Linked DNA regions of Homo sapiens: region 2 is linked to region 1. A link is an interaction called in ENCODE POLR2A ChIA-PET data of the cell type or tissue named here. Cell type or tissue: GM12878. All regions are shown on one strand. Links, peaks and the distances in the headings refer to the core of each region. The heading gives the core; the rest is flanking DNA.

Region 1 (9,687 bases), core at 1,121-9,120:
TGTTAGACGTAAAACCATAAAAACCCTAGAAGAAAACCTAGGCAATACTGTTCAGGACACAGGCATGGGCAAGGACTTCATGTCTAAAACACCAAAAGCAATGACAACAAAAGCCAAAATTGACAAATGGGATCTAATTAAACTACAGAGCTTCTGCACAGCAAAAGAAACTACTATCAGAGTGAACAGGCAACCTACAGAATGGGAGAAAATTTTTGCAATCTACTCATCTGACAAAGGGCTAATATCCAGAATCTACAATGAACTCAAACAAATTTACAAGAAAAAAACAAACAACCCCATCAAAAAGTGGGCAAAGTATATGAACAGACACTTCTCAAAAGAAGACATTTATGCAGCCAAAAAACACATGAAAAAATGCTTATCCTCACTGGCCATCAGAGAAATGCAAATCAAAACCACAATGAGATACCATCTCACACCAGTTAGAATGGCGATCATTAAAAAATCAGGAAACAACAGGTGCTGGAGAGGATGTGGAGAAATACGAACACTTTTACACTGTAGGTGGGACTGTAAACTAGTTCAACCATTGTGGAAGTCAGTGTGGCAATTCCTCAGGGTTCTAGAACTAGAAATACCATTAGACCCAGCCATCCCATTACTGGGTATATACCAAAGGATTATAAATCATGCTGCTATAAAGACACATGCACATGTATATTTATTGTGGCACTATTCACAATAGCAAAGACTTGGAACCAACTCAAATGTCCAACAATGATAGACTGGATTAAGAAAATGTGGCACATATACACCATGGAATACTATGCAGCCATTAAAAATGATGAGTTCATGTCCTTTGTAGGGACATGGATGAAGCTGGAGACTACCATTCTCAGCAAACTATCGCAAGGACAAAAAACCAAACACCGCATGTTCTCATTCATGGGTGGGAGTTGAACAGTGAGAACACATGGACACAGGAAGGGGAACATCACACATCAGGGACTGTTGTGGGGTCGGGGGAGGGGGGAAGGAGAGCATTAGGAGATATACCTAATGCTAAATGACGAGTTAATGGGTGCAGCACACCAACATGGCACATGTATACATATGTAACAAACCTGCACATTGTGCACATGTACCCTAAAGCTTAAAGTATAATAATAATAATTTTAAAAAAAAGTAACCAAGATCTGGGAGCTAGATATGCTTCCCATTTTAATACTAATTGTAAAAAAAAAAAAAGATGGGAGGGTTTTATTTTTCCAGGAATTTAGCCATCTCTTCTAGGTTTTCTAGTTTATGTACATAAAGGTGTTCATAGTAGCCTTGAATAATCTTTTTTATTTCAGTGGTGTCAGTTGTAATATCTCCTGTGTCATTTCTTAATGATGTTCTTTGGATTTTCTCTCTTCTTTTCTTAATCTTGGTAATGGTCTACCAATTTTATTTATGTTTTTGAAGAAGCAGCTATTTGTTTCATTTATCTTTTGCAATTCTTTTTTGTTTCAATTTCATTTAGTTCTGCCCTGATCTTGGTGACTTCCTTTCTTCTGCTGGGTTTGGGTTTGATTTGTTCTTGATTCTCTAGTTCCTTGAGGTGTGACCTTGGAATGTCAGTTTGTGCTCTTTTCGTCTTTTTGATGTAGGCATTTAGGGCTAAGAACTTTCCTCTTTGCACCACCTTTGCTGTATCCCAAAGGCTTTGATAGGTTATATCATTATTATCGTTCAGTTCAAACAATTTTTTAATTTTCATCTTGATTTCATTTTTGACCCAATGCTCATTTAGGAGCATGTTTCTTTTCTTTGCTTTCTTTTTTTTTTTTTTTTTTGTTGTTGTTGTTGTTGTTTGGAGACGGAGTCTTGTTCTGTCACCCAGGCTGGAGTGCAGTGGCATAATCTCGGCTCACTGCAACCTCCGCCTCCCGGGTTCAAGTGATTCTCCTGCCTTGGCCTCCTGAGTAGCTGGGATTACAGGTGCCTGCCACCATCCCCAGCTATTTTTTGTAATTTTAGTAGACATAAGGTTTCACCATGTTGGCCAGGCTAGTCTCAAACTCCTGACCTCAGGTGATCTGCCCAAACTGGCCTCTCAAAGTGCTGGGATTACAGGCGTGAGCCACCATGCCCGGCCCGAGAGGAAGTTGTTTAAATTCCATGTATTTGCAGATTCCTTTTGGATTTGATTTCCAGTTTTATTCCACTGTGGTCTGAGAGTGCTTGACATGATTTCAATGTTCTTAAATTTATTGAGGCTTCTTTTATGGCCTATCATATGGTCTATCTTGGAGAAAGTTCGTGGGCTTTTGAATAGAATGTGTATTCTGTGGTTGTTGGATGGAATGTTCTGTATATATCTGTTAAGTCCATTTGTTCCAAGGTATAGTTTAAATCTATTGTTTCTTTGTTGACTTTCTGTTTTGATGACCTGTCTAGTGCTGTCAGTAGAGGATTGAAGTTCCTCAGTATTATTGTGTTGCTGTCTATCTCATTTCTTAGGTCTATTAGTAATTGTTTTATAAATTTGGGAACTCCAGTGTTAGGTGCATATATATTTAGGATTGTGATATTTTCCTGTTGGACAAGGCCCTTTAGCATTATAGAATGTCCCTCTTTGTCTCTTTTAACTGTTGTTGCTTTAAAGTTTATTTTGTCTGATAGAACAATAGCTACTCTTGCTCGCTTTTGGTGTCTATTTGCATGAAAGGCTTTTTTCCACTCCTTTAAGTTTATGTGAGTCCTTATGTGTTAGGTGAGTCTCCTGAAGGCAGCAGATCATTGGTTGGTGAGTTCTTATCCATTCTGTAGTTCTATATCTTTTAAGTGGAGCATTTAGGCCATTTACACTCAATGTTAGCATTCAGATGTGAGGTACCATTGCATTCATCATGCTATTTGTTGCCTGCGTACCTTGGTATTTTGGGGTTTTTATTTTTGCCTTTTAACTTGTAGTTTTGTTTTGTAGGTCCTATGTGATTTATGCTTTAAAGAGGTTCTGTTTTTATGTGTTTCCAGGATTTGTTTCAAGTTTTAGAGCTCCTTTCCTCAGTTCTTGTTGTGGTGGCTTGGTAGTGGCGAATTCTCTCAGCATTTGTTTGTGCGAAAACAACTGTATCTTTCCTTAATATATGATGCTTAGTTTCACTGGATACAAAATTCTTGGCTGATAATTGTTTTGTTTGAGGAGGCTGAAGATAGGGCCCCAATCCCTTCAAGCTTGTAGGGTTTCTGCTGAGAATTCTGCTGTTGATCTGACAGGTTTTCCTTTATAGGTTACCTGGTGCTTTTGCCTCACAGCTCTTAAGATTCTTTCCTTCATCTTATCTTTAGATAACCTGATGACGATGTCCCTAGGCAATGATCGATTTGTGATGAATTTCCCAGGTGTTCTTTGTGCTTCTTGTATTTGGATGTCTAGGTCTCTAGCAAGGCTGGGGAAGTTTTCCTTAATTATTCCCCAAATATGTTTTCCAAACTTTTAGATTTCTCTTCTTCCTCAGAAACACCGATTATTCTTAGGTTTGGTTGTTTAACATAATCTTAGACTTCTTGGAGGCTTTGTTTATATTTTCTTATTCTTTGAGCTCTGAATTTCTTTCTTCTACTTGTTCAATTCTATTGCTGAGACTTTCCAGAGCATTTTGCATTTCTATAAGTGTGTTCATTGTTTCCTGAAGTTTTGATTGTTTTTATTTATGCTATCTATTTCCTTTAATATTTCTCCATCCAATTGTTGTATCATATTTTGGATTTCCTTACATTGGGCTTCACCTTTCTCTGGTGCCTCCTTGATTAGCTTAATAAGTAACCTCCTGAATTCTTTTTCAGGTAAATCAGGGATTTCTTCTTGGTTTGGATCCATTGCTGGTGAACTAGTGTGACTTTTTTTTTTTTTTTTTTTTTGGAGAGGGGGAGTGTTAAAGAGCCTTGTTTTTTCATATTACCAGAGTTGGTTTTCTGGTTCCTTCTCATTTGGGTAGGCTTTGTCACAGGGTAGGTCTAGGGCTGAAGTCTGTTTTTCTGATCCCTTTGTCCCATGGGATGTTCCCTTGATGTAGTACTCTCCCCCTTTTCCTATGGATGTGGCTTCCTGTGAGGGGCACTGCAGTGATTATTGTCTCTCTTCTTGGTTTAGCCACCCAGAAAGTCTACCCAGCTCTCAGCTGCTACTGAGAATTGTCTGCACAAAGTCCTGTGATGTGAACTGTCTATGGTCTCTCAGCCATGGGTACGAGCACCTCTTCCAGTGGAGGTGGCAGGGGGTGAAATGTACTCTGTGAGGGTTCTTATCTTTGGTGGTTTAATGCTCTATTTTGGGGCTGGTTGGCTTCCTGCCAGGAGGTGGCACTTTCCAGAAAGCATCAGCTGTGGTAGTATGGAGAGGAACCAGTGGTAGGTGGGGCCCTAGAAATCTCAAGATTATATGCCCTTTGTTTTCAGCTACTAGGGTGGATAGGAAAGGCTCATCAGGTGGGGGCAGGGCTAGGGACCTCTGAGCTCAGACCCTCCTTGGGCAGGTCTTATTGTGGCTGCTGTGGGGGATGGAGGTGAGGTTCCCAGATCAATGGGGTTGTGTACCTAGGAGGATTATGGGTGCCTCTGCTGAGTCATGCAGATTGTCAGAGAAGTGGGGGAAAACCAGCAGTCACAGGCCTCACCCAACTCCCACACAAATCAAAGGGCCGATCTTACTCCCACTGTGCCCCTATTAACAGCCCCAAGTCTGTTTCCAGGTGGTGGGTGAGCAGGGCTTGAGAACTTGCCGCAGGCTACCTGCCACCAAGCTGCAAAAGAAAAGGGCTTGGTTCTTCCCCCATCTGTGGAGTCTGCACACTGGATTCATGCCCTCCCCCGAGTTCTGGCCAGGAGGCTTCTCGCCTGGTTCAAATTGTTACAAAGTTCAGCTGGAGGCTTCCTTCTCCCTGTGGTGCTTTCCTCCACTCCTCTGGCTGCCCTCCCGATGGATCCCTGTGGTGCCAGGCAGGAATGGCCTGCTTGGTGACCCAGCAAGCCCCCAGGGCCTTTCCTGCTGCTTCCTCTACCCCTGTATTTCACTTGGCTCTCTAAATGGACTCAGCTCCAGGTAAGGTCAGAAACTTCTCCCACAAACAGACCTCCAGTTTCTCCAGTGGCGGTGTGTATTTGGGAGAGAAGGATCTCCACTTTCCACTTCTATATTTGGGGCACTCACAGTATTTGGGGTGTCTCCTGGGTCCTGCAAGAGAAGTCCACTTCCTTCAGAGGGTCTGTGCATCCTCTTGTGATTACTGGTTTGTTGTTGCAGTTGATCTGGAACTAAATTCACAATGCGTACCTCTGTATGCTGCTCTGTCTGTCCGAGTTGGAGCTGTAATCCAGTCCTGTCTCCCGTCCACCATGATGATCCTCACTCTCCTCAATTTTCTCTGGGATAGCACATTTTGTTTAGCCATTCTTGTGATTTGGGTTTTCTTCACTTTTGGCTGCTGTGAGTATTCAAGTACAAGTTTCTGTGCAGAAATACAGCTTCATTTCTCTTGGGAAAATACCTAGGAGTGGAATTGCTGAGCCATATGATAACTCTTTATTTAACTTTTTGAGGCACTGTCAAATATTTTTTCACAGCAGCTGCATCATTTTACATTCCCACTGGCAATGCAAAAGGGTTCTAATTTCTTCACATCCTTGCCAACATTTGTTATTTTCTCTCTTTATTATGCCTACTCAAGTAAGTGTGAAGTGGTATCTCAATGTGGTTTTGATTTGCATTTTCATAATGACTAATGAGGTTAAACACCTTTTCATGTACATACTGGCCATTTGTACATCTTTCTTAGAGAAATAGCTATTCAATTCCTTTGTTCATTTTTTCACTTAAAAATATTTTATTTTTAACTGATAAAAACTATATACATTTATAGAGTATGATGTGATGTTATGATACATGTATACATTGTGAAATGATTAAATCAAGCTAATTAATATTTTCATTTTATGTGGCTTTTTAGAGTATCAAAATATACAAAACATAAATCTTACCATTTTAATTATTTTTAAGGGTATAGTCCTGTGGCATAAACAACATTCACACTTTTTGCAACCATCACCACCATATATCTCCAGAATTTTTTTTATCAACCCAAACGGAAACCTTATACTCATATCCACAATGAAATTAGTTAACACATCTAGCACTTCACCGAGTTACAATTTTTTTTTCAGTGTGTGGTGAAAGCAATTAAGATCTACTCTCAACAAATTTCAAGTATACAACACAATATTTTAAACTATAGTGCCCATGCTGTACATTTGATCCCTAGAGTTTATTCATCTTATAACTAACTAAATGTTTGTACCCTTTGGCCAATATCTCCTTATTTTCCCCTCCCCCAACCCTGAGCAATTACCATTCTACCTTCTGTCTCTATGAAATTGACTGTTCTAGGTACCTTATGTAACTGGGGTCATGTAATATTTGTCTTTTTATAACTGGCTTATTTCACTTAGCATAACGGCTTCAAAGTTAATCCATATTGTAGTATGTATCAGAATATTATTCCATTTTAAGGTCAAAAAATATCTATTGTGTGTGCATACCACATTTTATTACACATTCCTCTATCAATGGACATTTGGGATGCTTCCACCTTGTGACTTGTGAATAATGTTGCTAGAAGCATGGCTACAAAAACATCTCTTTGAGGTCCCATTTTTGTTTTCAATTATGTTAGATGTGTCTCCAGAAGTGAAATTGCTAGATCATATGATAATTCTGTGTTTACTTTTGAAGAACTGCCATAATGTTTTCCATAGTGGCTGCACAATTTTACATTCCTACTAGCAATACAGGAGAGTTCCAACTTCTCCACATCCTCACCAACACTTGTTATTTACTGTTTTTTATATAATAGCCTTCTTAATGGGTATGAAGTGTTATCTCACTGTAGAATTGACTGCATTTCCCTAATGATTAGTGATGTTGACCATCTTTTCATGTACTAATTTGCCATTTGTATATCATCTTTGAAGAAAGGTCTATTCAAGTCATTTGCTTATTTCTGAATTGGGTTGTTTGATGGCTTTTGTTATTGACTTGTAGGAGTTCTTTTTAAAATTCTGGAAATTAATCTTTTACCAGATATACAATTTACAAATATTTTCTTCCATCCCATGAGTTGCCTTTTCACTCTATTAGTAGTGTTCTTGGATGCACAAAAGCTTAACATTTTGATGTTGTCCAATTAATCTATTTTTTCTTTTGTTGCCTGTGATTTCGGTGTCATATCCAAGAAATCATTGAAAAAAATCTAATGTCATGAGGCATGTTGTCCCATGTTTTCTTCTAAGAGTTTTATAGTTTTAGGTCTTACATTTAGGTCTTCATTCTTTTTTGAATTAATTTTATATATGATGTAAGAAAATGGTTCAACTCCATTCTTCTGCATATGGACATTCATTTTACCCAGCATGCATTTGTTGAACGCCTTTCCCCATTGAGCACCCTTGTCAAAGATCATTCAACTACAGACCAGAGATTTTATCTCTGGTCTATCTATTACATTGGTCTATTTGCTGTCTTTATGTCAGCACCACACCGCTTTGATTACTATAACTTTGTAATATGTTTTCTAATAAAAAATTATTATGAGTCCTCCAACCTGGTTCTTTTTTAGAATTGTTTTGGCTAGTTGGGGTCCCTTGAGATTTCCTTGTGAATTAGACTAAGTTTTTCGTTTCTGGAAAAAAAAATGCCATTGGAGTTTTGATAGGCGTTGCATTGAATCTGTGTATTGCTTTGGGTAGTATGGACATTTTAACAGTATTAAATCTTCCATTTATTTCTGTCTTCTTTAATTCCTTTTAGCAATATTTTGTAGTCTTCAGAGCACAAGTCTTCCACCTTCTTGGTTAGGTTTATTCTTAAGTATTTTATTCTTTTTGATGCAACTGTAAATTTAATTTTCTTAATTTCCTTTTTGGAATGTTCATTGTTGATGCATCAAAACATTCAAAACTGACTGCTGTGTGTTGATTTTTTATCCTGAATCTTTGCTGAATTTGTTTATTAGTTCTACCTATTTTCCGCATATATGGTATCTTTGTAGAGTTTTCTACATAGCATTATATCATCTCTGAACAAAGATAATTTTACTTCTTCCATTCCAATTAAGATGACTTTTATTTCTTTTTCTTGCCTAATTGGTCTGGCTAGGAATTCCAGTACTATGTTGAAAGGAAGTAGTAAAATTAAGAATCCTTAACTTCTTCTTGGTCTTAGAGGAAAAGCATTCAGACTTTTACCATTGTTAGCTGTGGGTTTTTTCATATATGACCTTTATAATAAGTAGATAGTTCGCTTCTATTCCTAGCTTGTGGTGTGTTTTTTTAATCATGAAACAGTGTTGAATTTTGTCAAATGCTTTTTTTTGCATTAATTAAGTGATCATGTGGGATTTCTCCTTCATTCTGTTAGTGTGATGGTGTATTACACTAATGATTTTTGTATGCTGAACTATCCTTGCATCCCAGGAAAAAATCTCACTTGACCATGGCATATAATCCTTTTAATATGCTGTTGAATTCAGTATGCTAGTATTTTGTTAAGGATTTTTTGCATCAATATTCATAAGGGATTTTGGTCTGTAGCTTTCTTTTATTGTAGTGTCTTTGTCTGGATTTGGTATCAGGGTAATCCAGGTATAATATAATGAGTTTGGAAGTGTTCCCTCCTCTTCAATTTTTTTGGAAGACCTTGAAAACAAATGCTGTTAATCCTTCTTTAATTGTTTGGAAAATATTTGGGAGGCTGAAGATCACTTGAGCCCACAAGGACAAGGCTGCAGTGAGCCGTAACTGCACCACTGCACTCCATCCAGCATGGGCAACATAGCGAGACCCTGTCTCAAAAAAAAAAAAAAAGATTGGTAGAATTCACCAGTGTAGCCATCTGGTCCTGAGCTTTTCTTTATTGGAAGGTTTTTGATTACTGAGTCAATCTTCTTACTCACTTTAGGTCTATTCATATAATCTACTTCTATGATTCAGTCTTGGTAGATTGTGTCTTTCTAGGAATTTGCCCATTTCATCCAGGTTATCTAATTTGTTAGCAAACACCTGTTCATAGCAGTCTCATATATTTTTAGTTCTGTAAGATTGGTAGTAATGTCTCCTCTTTTATTTCTGATTTTAGTTGAGTCTTCTCTCTTTTTCTTGTAGTCAAGCTAGCTAAAACTTTTTCTATTTTGTTATCTTTTTGAAGAAACAACTTTTAGTTTTGTTGACTTCATCTATGATTTTTTTAGTTCTGTATTTTATTTATCTCTGCTCTAATCTTTATTATTTCTTTCTTTCTGCTAGTTTTGGATTTAGTTTTTCTTTTTCTAGTTCTTTAAGATGTAAAGTTAGGTTTTTGATTTGAGATGTTTCTTCTCTAATGTAAGTATTTACAGCTATTAATTTCCCATTTAGCATTGCTTTCACTACATCCTGTACGTTTTGGTATGTTGTGGTTTCATTTTCATTTGTCTCATTATATTTTCTGCCAGACATGGTGGCTCATGCCTGTAATCCCAGCACTTCGGGAGGCCAAGGAGGGTGGATTGCTTGAGGTCAGGAGTTCAAGACCAACTGTCCAACATGGCAAAACCCCATCTCTACAAAAAATTAGCTAAGCATGGTGGTGCGTATCTGTAATCCCAGCTACTCAGGAGGCTGAGGCATGAGAATTGCTTGAGCCTG
Region 2 (9,687 bases), core at 1,185-9,184, 56 kb after region 1:
AGTAACCCCATCCTTTGACAATCTGTTCTTATAATCTCAAAAATACCGGAAAGTCATTAGCAAGATAAAAAGGTATTTCAAAGTTACCATATAAACATGGCTCTGTTTCCGGACATTCTTCTGTTACACTGGTGATTCATGCACCATTAACACACTTTTTAGTTACTATGACTTTATAATGTTTTCAAAACTGCTAAGGAAAATACGCTCATCTTTGTTCATTTTTAAAACCATCTACAAATTTACTTTTCTAAATAAATTTTTCAGTTTCATTTTCAAAAACTGGTTGGGATTCTGAATGGGATTAATTTGAAGTTAAAGATTATTTTTTGGTAGAATCAACTGTTTATTATATTGGTTTTTCACATCAAGTAATAATTAAATTTATTTCTCTATTTAGTAATTTTATATTATTTAATAATAATTTACAAAATTCTGCAAAGAAGTCTTACACATGTATTGTTGGGGTTATTCTACTGTGAATTTTAATACTATTACTATTGTGAAGTGTATTTTTTTCTCTTGTACGTTTGCTGGTGAAGAGGAAGGCAAATTAAGTATGCTACTCAGATCTGGCCATCTTGCACACATATTCTCTTTAAGTTCTGGGAATTTGTCAATGGATTTTTTAAAGCTTTCTGGTAGATAATCAGATGGTCTCTGAATAACTGAAATTATTTCTTGCCCAAATCTGTTATTTTATGACTTTTTAATAATAGCCATTCTAATGTGTTAGTATCTCATTGTGGTTTTACTTTGCATTTATTTGCTGATTAGTGATGTTAAGCATTTTTTCATGTTTGTTGGCCACATATATGTCTTATTTTAAGAAGTGTTCTGTTCATGTCTTTTGCCCAGTTTTTAATGGGGTTATTTTTTTCTCTTATTGATTTGTCTAAGTTCCTTATATTAATAGATTCTGGATATTAGTCCTTTGCCAGATGCACAGTTTACAATTATTTTCACCCATTCTGTAGGCTATTTACTCCACTGATTGTTTCTTTTGCTGTGCAGAAGCTCTTTAGTTTAATTAAGTCCCAATTGTCTATTGTTGTTTTGGTTACATTTACTTTTGAAGTCTTAGTCATAAATCTTTACCTAGGTCAATGTCCAGAAAAGTTTTTCCTGCATTTTCTTCTAGAATTTTTATAGTTTCAAGTTTTGAATTTAATTATATTTCATACTATATTAGAATTGCTAAACCAGCTTTTTTATGTATAGCATTTGCCCAATATATACTGCATTATTTTCAGATTGTATCTGTCACTTTGCTTTAGATATGTCTACTGTGCACTATATATAGGTATTTTTAATTTCAATTTTATTTTAGTCACTGTCTTTTAATCAGTGTTTAGTCCTTTCAAATTTGTTGGAGTTACTGACTTATTTTTAATTTCTTCTTGTCACCTTATATTTTATTTTCTATTTACCCAGATTTGTCTTTATTTTGCCCCCATCTTAACTTATACTATATATGAGACTTTTAGTCATTTTCTTTCTTCAATTGGTGTGTATGTTATACATTTTATTTCTATTCTTCTCTAGTGGCTACTATTAACATTTTAACCTATGTACTTAAACATGTATACATTTCTAAAAATTTATACAGTTAACAAGATTTATATTATCTTTCCCTAACAAGACAAAAACTCTTATCCTTATTCTCTCTGCATCTACACATCACGTTAATAATGTTTACAATTATAGCTCCAAGTTGTTACTTAAAACACCTTTTTAAAAAATAACCAGTACTGATTTAGACTTAATATGCTTTACTAATATATTTTCTAAGCTTTGGTTCTTGCATCCTACCGCTATTCTCATTTTATCCAGAATTCCCTTTTTTCTTTTTGGAGTAAAACCTCCAGTAACTATTTCAGAGACAGTCTGAAGGTGTTAAACTTCCTATGTATCTCATCTTCACATTAGGATGATAGTTTAATGTAATACAGAATCCCTAATTCATAGTAATTTGTCCTTATCACTTTGAAAATGTGCTCCATTATCATCCTCTGACTCACTGCTTTGTAGGTGATTGGCCTTTTGTTCTCAAATAGTTTTTAAGAGCTTCTTTTTATCCCTGAATTCTGAAATGTCCCTACAATGTGTCTAGTTATGGACCTTTGCATTACTATTATTTTACTATTGCTTAGTGCTTCATGAGCTTTTTCATAGTGATGCATGTGTTTTTTAATAGATGGAAGTTCTCAGCCATTATTTTTTTTCAAATGCTGCCTCTTGTCCCATTCTCTCCTCCTTGACCTCCCTCATGAGATAATTTTGGAGCTTCTAGGTTTATCTTTCATACCTCTTAACTTTTCATTCATACTTCCCAACTCCTTATCTCTTTTACTGCATCCTGAGATAATTCTTTATTTCAATTTTCCAGATACAGTCTGTATTTAATTCACTATCTTGAGGTTAGGAATCTGAAGTTCACATTTAGGAATCTGAAGTTTGCATTTAGAGCATAATGGAACCTATATTTATTTTCTTTCTCTTGGGAAAGATCACTGAATATCACTCATCTCATCATTTTAGTATTTCATTAGCCACGTATTTTTGAAGGAAAAGGAATAATAATTTATTGAATATGTATGTGTGCCAGGCACTGTACCACATGCATCTAGAAATCTTACGGAAATCACTATTATTACCCTATTTCAGAGAACATTCAAATAAACATTCTAGATAAGGGCAGTACTCAATTTGTGGCCAAATTAGAAATGTTCCACTATACTGTGTGTTTTCAAAGGGAATAATATAAAACTCAGTATTGAGCTCTAAGATTTTATTGTATAACAAAATCACCATGGGGATTTCTAGTTAGGTATTTCTGAAATTTTAGGTGGATAACGCTGCTTGCCATTTTTATACAGGAAATCTTGCAAAACTAGGCATTACTTGGGGAGAATATCCTTCCCTATTAGCATGAAAAGTGTGATGATTTGCCTACTAAATTAAGAATTGTTTGGTGTAATTTATTAATAATAAAATATACCCCAGTTAATATGGCTATCATCAAAAAGACAAAAAATAACAGATGCTGCAAGGATGCAGAGAAGAGGGAACTCTCACACACTGTTGGTGGGAATGTAAATTAATGCAACCATTATGAAAAAAAGTATGGAGGTTCTTCAAAAAACTAAAAATAGAACTACCATATGTTCCAACAATCTCACGTCTGGGTATATATTCAAAAGAAAATAAATTAGTAATTCAAAGAGATATCTGCACTTCCATGTTTATTGTAGCAATATTCACAATAGCCAAGATATGAAATCAACCTGAATGTTCATCAGTGGATGAACAGATAAAGGAAATGTGGTATAAATACACAATGGAATATTATTTGGCCATAAAAGAACGGAGTTCTATCATTTGCAGCAACATGGATGAGCCTGAAGGACATTACGTTAAGTGAAATAAACCAGGCACAGAAAGGCAAATACAAATGCATGTTCTCATTCTTACGTAGGAGGTTAAAAAAAAAAAGTTGATCTCATGGAGGTGGAGAGTAGAATGATGGTTACCAGGGGCTGGGAAGGGTCGGGGGAAATGAAGAAAGGTTGGTTAATGGGTACAAACATACAGTTAGATAGAAGCAATAAGTTTCAGTGTTTGGTAGCACAGTAGATTCACAGCAGTTAACAACAACTTACTGTATATTTCAAAACAGCTAGAAGAGAAGATTTTGAATGTTCCCAACATAAAGAAAAGATAAATACTTGAGGTAATGGATATTCTAGTTACCTTGATTTAATCATTATACATTGGACTCATGTATTAAAATATCACATGTATCCCATAAATATGTACAATTATGTATCAATAAAAAATAAAATGTAGAAATAGGAATCTTAGGATTAAAGGACACTATTCACTTGGGCTTTTTTAAAGTACAAGTGAGTAATATGGTGAGAGAAGGTATAGTAAGAGTTGGGAAGTATCTGTCAATTAAAAAGGACTTGTGTCTCCTACTTCCATGCTGACCATGGAACTAATGTGATAAAAAGTATACATGGATTAGTAAGGATGCTATAAGAACAAGGCCATAAATGCAATCTCATTTACCTGGAGGTCCAGGAAGGCCAGGTGGACCCTGTATTCCAGGAAATCCTCGCTCTCCTTTTTCTCCAGGCAACCCAGGCAACCCAATGTTTCCTTTTTCTCCTATAGTTATACCAGTCCCAGGTCTAGGAATTACCTTTATTACCAAAGAAAAAAAAAATAAAGAAATGCAAAGAAGAAAAGCCTTGTTCTCCTGAAAACATTATGGGAGCTACATATGATTACAATGTCATCATTTTCACATAGTTTATGAGTCACATTTTGTATCACTCCCATCCTCCAACTGATTAGAAAATGTCCAATACAAGTAACAACATTACCATGTTCCTGAGCCCGAAGCATATAAAACTAAAAGTATTTTTGATGTCTCTTCTCCTATAATTCACATTCAATTCATTCCAATCTCCTAAGCCTGACAATTCTTTACAGAAAACGTCTCTCCAATTTGCTCCCTTGATTTCTGCTGCCACAGCTATATTATCAACTCACACTTAGAGTAATAGAAGCACCTCTGATCTTGTCCCTTGAATTCCAATCTATTGTTAGGATATGCTTCCTCAAAAACCATTTGTGTGTGTGTGTTAACTATTCTGCTTAAGGACTCAAAATTGCTCACTACTTTTTACTATAAGTGCTGCTACTTTTAATCCTGAACTGTAAGTCACCTCTCACTTCCAATACTTCTCTCACCTATTTAATCTCCTACTACGTCTTACAATAAATTTTTATTATAGTGAAGTCTGTCTGATTCTAACCATTTCATTCAACTTGCACGTTCTTGTCTATGTCTTTGCATATTTCATTCCAAACATGTGTAATGCCTTTCCCCAATCTTTCTCTTTATTAACCCACATTTATTTCTTCCTTTAAAAAAGAAAACTCCCCCATAAATATATATACCTACTATATACCAAAAAAATTTAAAAATAAAACCCATGTTCTTTATTGATTAAACCCAACTAACTAATCATTTCTTTTTACTCTGTATTCTTGTAACTCATTAAGTATTTTCTTAAAAAACTTAATATTAAATAAATTAAATATTAACAAATTCTTCTTATAGACCTATAAAGGTAAATGAACTTCAGATTTAAGAGACTGCCAGTCTGATGTACAAATCAACACCTAATAGCAGTGTGATATTTCATCCTGTCTCTATTGGATGGATATAAGAAATATTCACACAAAAGAAGACAAAAAGTTGTGGGACCTAAGATTGGAATAGTGATTCAAAAGGGAAACTAGGCTGCTAAATAGGACTGTACTCTCAAAATTTCCATTTCTTCTGATACTTATTAAAATTTTATCTTCTCATTTTATAAAGAGATTATTTCCTAGAGGACTGAAGCTGATTTTAAAATGAAAGTGAATAAAAAATATCTAAGATCTTCTTTAAGTATATCCTCATTAGATTTAGTACAGTCCTAAGTATTAATAACTGAGACTCATTATGGATAATACGAATTAAGTTAATGTTACTAACATGTCTGGACACATAAGTTTTCCAACATTCGCACTGTTGCGGCTTCAATGCAGTTTGAAGTCAAGAGTCTTACTAAATTTCAACCAAAGAAAAACCAATATGTTAAACCTCAGCAATGATATTTTATTCCTAATAAGACTGGAAGTATATTTGACTTAAATTTCATAGTGAACACAAACATGACAGAAAATCTGTAGCTCCGCCACCCTCAATTATTCTTTCATAAAGCAGCTTCCTACATGCGTTATTAAAAGTCCCTAGAAAGCACACACTCAGGAAAGAAAGAAGTGTGAATCAGACAATTACAAATTGAGAAAACCTATTAAGACCAAATCTATCTTTCTCCTGAGCTCTGCAGGGGAAAGGACCAATCCCCCACCCCCACCCCAACTTCCCCAAGTTTTGTTTTGTTGTTGTTGTTTTCATTGAACCTTTGTAAGCAACACTTGCACCACCTGCTGGTTGCTTGAGAAATGATCTGGCAATCATGAGGCAAAACAACCCAATGCCATAATTTTAGACCTTTACCATGCAGAAGTAATGCATAGGCAGAACAATACAAAGACCTTGAGGTCAACATTACTGAAGATTTTAGATGTAAAGACTTTTAAGCCAGTAGAAATTGATAATGACTTGAAATTTTGTGTTCTATCAAGAAAAAGTAGGGAGTATGCGATTAAGGCACAAAAATGATAATGCATTAATAAATTTGATAAACGAAGACTAAAAAAAAAAAACTTACAAGTCCAGGAGGTCCAGGTGGGCCAGTGTCACCTTTTTGGCCCTGTTCAATGCAATTGTAAAATAGGTTAGTAAAATTCACATGAAAACATCAATTTCCTCAAGAATATAAGAGAAACTTTCCAAAAAGACCCAGAAATCAATCATAAAATACCTCAAATGAGAAATGCAACATGAAGTAATGAAACAATTCTGAGCTAAGCCTAACCTGTGATGGTGTCTCAGATTTACTAGCTATGTAATCTTCACCAAGTTAATTAACTTCTCTGGTTTATATAGAAAGAATAAAGATTTTTGGACCAGAGTTTTAAGGTATTTCTAGTTGTAATATTCTTTGATTTTTAAGATTCCTATTTCTAGCCAACTACAAATACTCTATAAAGAAGATAATAGAAAAAAAATGGTAGCACTAGAATCAGTGAAAAAATTACTTTTTTTTTTTTTTTTTTTTTTACATTTAGCCATGTTTCTTCTCATAAAACTAGTCAAGGACATAAATGTAGTGCCATTTCTATTAGTGACAGACATTTTAGATGTGATGGACTTAACTATCATCAATAATAGCTAGTAAATCTGAATTGCTTTCATGAGCTTGCTCTTAGAAGCTAATGAAAGACAAGTTCAGATAAAACTTTTATCCTTGATTAGTAGCTACAACAGCATGAAAAAAACCACAATATTCAATATTCAAGTGTTACTCTACTACTGGCCAAGACACAAGGATGGTCTTTTTCATACTTCTATTCTGACTCTAAACTTGTTCATAGAAGCCATCCATCTATATACAAATACTATTTGACAAAAAATCATTTTATCGGAGTATTTCCTACCTCCATCTATTCTAATTGTGCCTTTTAAGCCATGCTAGAACTTGGACCTAATTTAAAAATAAACCACCATTAAAATATGTGCCTTCTGGGTACATTCAAGTTTGTAACGCCTTTCCTTCCTTGCCTGAAAAACCAAAAAGCTTTCAGTTTTTGATACGAAGCAATTAAAAACAAGAGGGATTGGAGGACTGGTTATTTTGTGCCCTGCTAAAAATCTGGTAATTGTATGCTTCATACAATCTTTCAAAGTCACTTGAAAAATAGGTAACTAAATAAATGACCTCAGTCAGACTGCATTGGCCCAGTAGGGGGGAAAAAACAACAAAGAATTAGCCACAGACTTACAGACAATAATTGCATACAGAATGGAAATGTTTAGTGGCGACGTTCTACATTCACAGTTATAAGCCTTTTTAGTAAGAGGACCTCACTAAAATAGTGCTGAATTCTCTTTGTGGAAAAAAAGAAGTTTTGCCGATACATGCTCAAAGTAAAGGCAATGACTTTTCACAGTGGAAATGCTAAAGTTAAACAATGCTTAATGTATTTCTGCAACATGGACTGTGATTTATGGCAATGGAATAAAATTTAGCAAGTGTGGTATAAAAGAAAAATGAGCAAAAGATGAATAAAGAAGGCATATTTTGAATATAAAAGCTAGTTATGTAGACTTTTTCCATTTATAACTCAAGCCTGGGAGAAGAAAAGGATTATTTTAGCTAGACTAAACCAGTCACTTCAAAGTATTAAAATTCTTACCTTTTCACCATCCCTTCCGGGTTCACCAGGGTAACCAGGATCACCAGGCAAACCCTTTAAAACATAGAGGATAGGGTGACATCAGCACAAATGATGGTGTTAGGAAATCTCCAAAGATTGTCTTCTCCATAGAAGCAATGAGAATACTGGCAAAAATGGTCAGTCAGAATTAACTTTCAGAACTTAACCAAAGCTTGCAGCAATTCAAGGAGTGTTTTCTCAGAAAAAAAAAAAAAAAAAAAGCTGAATCTTGGTGAGAACTCAGAGCTTTGTGGCATTTTAACTTGCTCTATTCCTACCACCTCTCAGAGATTTATGGCATTTTAACTTGCTCTATTCCCACCACCTCTCAGAGCTTTGTGGCATTTTAACTTGCTCTATTCACACCACCTCTCCTCACAATCAAGGTGAAAACCAGCAGCCTAGCAGCAATTGGAGAGGAAAGAACAGGGTTGGAGCTCCTTCAAAGCCCCATATCCAGAGAATTATCATTATTTGATCTGTCTGCTGGTTCAAAAGAAGGCTATTTGCAAGGCTGCCTTTATTTGACCCAACTTGGGTTCTCCCAGTGCAAACAGAGAACAAGAGAACAGCCTCCCCACCCCGCAACCCCAATTTGTTGAAAACACTAAGAGGCAATTGTTGAATATCACAGCTGCCTGAATCAAGACAAAGACCAATTGTTCCAAAAGAAGCCAGGAACTGAGGCCCTGAATTTACCTCTTGATATTTTATAATATAAAATATTTTTGAACTAGAGATTGTAAGTTGAGGATTGCCTGTTTAGTAAAATATCCTGAAACCAATTTATCTGAATTTAGTAATTCTAACCTGTCTTGTTAAGAATTATCCTTTTCCCTTAGAATAACTTACAAATTTCATCAAATATTCTCTCTGTCTTTGAAAAACTCTTGCCTACTGCGGATACTCTTGATACTGAAGCTGCTTGAAATAATGTTCTTGGACTTACATATTTTATTTCCCATGCCCCTTTTTGGTAGTAAGTAGAAGAATTACCTGTCAAAACTTTTACTGAAAAAACATGTTCACACACACACAAAAAAACTGTATGGGAATATTTATATTCATATAAATATTTTTATATGAATATAAAAGTTTTATTCATAATGGCCAAAACACAGAAATAACCAAAATATCCTTCAATGTGTAAATGGACAAACAAACCATGGTATATTCAAACTATCAAATACTACTCAGCAATAAAAAAATGAACTGATACACAATTCAATGTATTATGTTATGTGAAAGGATCCTGATTCGAAAGGCTACATACAATATGATCCAATGTATCTGACATTTGGGAATAGGCAAAATTAAAGAGATTGACAAAAGATCAGTCGTTATAAGGGGGTTGGGATAGGGGAATAGGGAGGGGATAACTAAAAAAGAGCATGAGGGAACTTTTGAAGGTGATGGAAGTGTTCTTGATTATGGTGGTGGTGACACAACTGTATGTGTTTGTCAAACACAGAACTGTAAACTAAAAATAGTTCCTTTTACTTTATGTAAATTATATCTCAATAAATCTGACTTTAAAAAATAGAGGAACCTCAAATTTATATTTGGTGTAACTGGATTGTTTGTAATGCAAAGGATAAATGCTTGAGGGGATGAATACCCCATTCTCTGTGATGTCCTTATTTCACATTACATACATGTATCAAAACATCTCATGTACCTCATAAATAAATATATACACCTACTATGTACTCACAAAATTTTTTAAAAATTGAAAATTATATTCAAAAGACAAAGACTGGATAATTTCAATTCATTTAAACT

The links. ChIA-PET counts read pairs that join two places held together with the same protein. Peaks named below come from ENCODE experiments on the same cell type or tissue, not always from the same donor. Only the 100,000 strongest peaks of a DNase experiment are listed, where the experiment ranks them.
Region 2: POLR2A ChIA-PET joins it to region 1 with 7 read pairs; 2 of 35 experiments call an interaction of 5 or more read pairs at or near these places.

Annotation. Positions count from the first base shown.
Region 1 is chrX:108,637,035-108,646,721 of GRCh38, reverse strand. The region is part of intron 36 of COL4A5 (collagen type IV alpha 5 chain); the gene reads right to left. Among named protein-coding and RNA genes, the nearest start is that of IRS4-AS1, 95 kb to the left of the region's middle. RefSeq lists an enhancer at 4,033-5,232. In GM12878, for the core only: no CTCF peak of the experiment used is centred there; a DNase peak (open chromatin) is centred at 5,697.
Region 2 is chrX:108,581,135-108,590,821 of GRCh38, reverse strand. COL4A5 (collagen type IV alpha 5 chain) reads right to left here. Exons shown (of 53, transcript NM_033380.3): 17 at 7,885-7,938; 18 at 6,297-6,338; 19 at 4,075-4,207. Among named protein-coding and RNA genes, the nearest start is that of COL4A5, 150 kb to the right of the region's middle. In GM12878, for the core only: a CTCF peak has its summit at 6,018 (motif pointing left); a DNase peak (open chromatin) is centred at 6,007.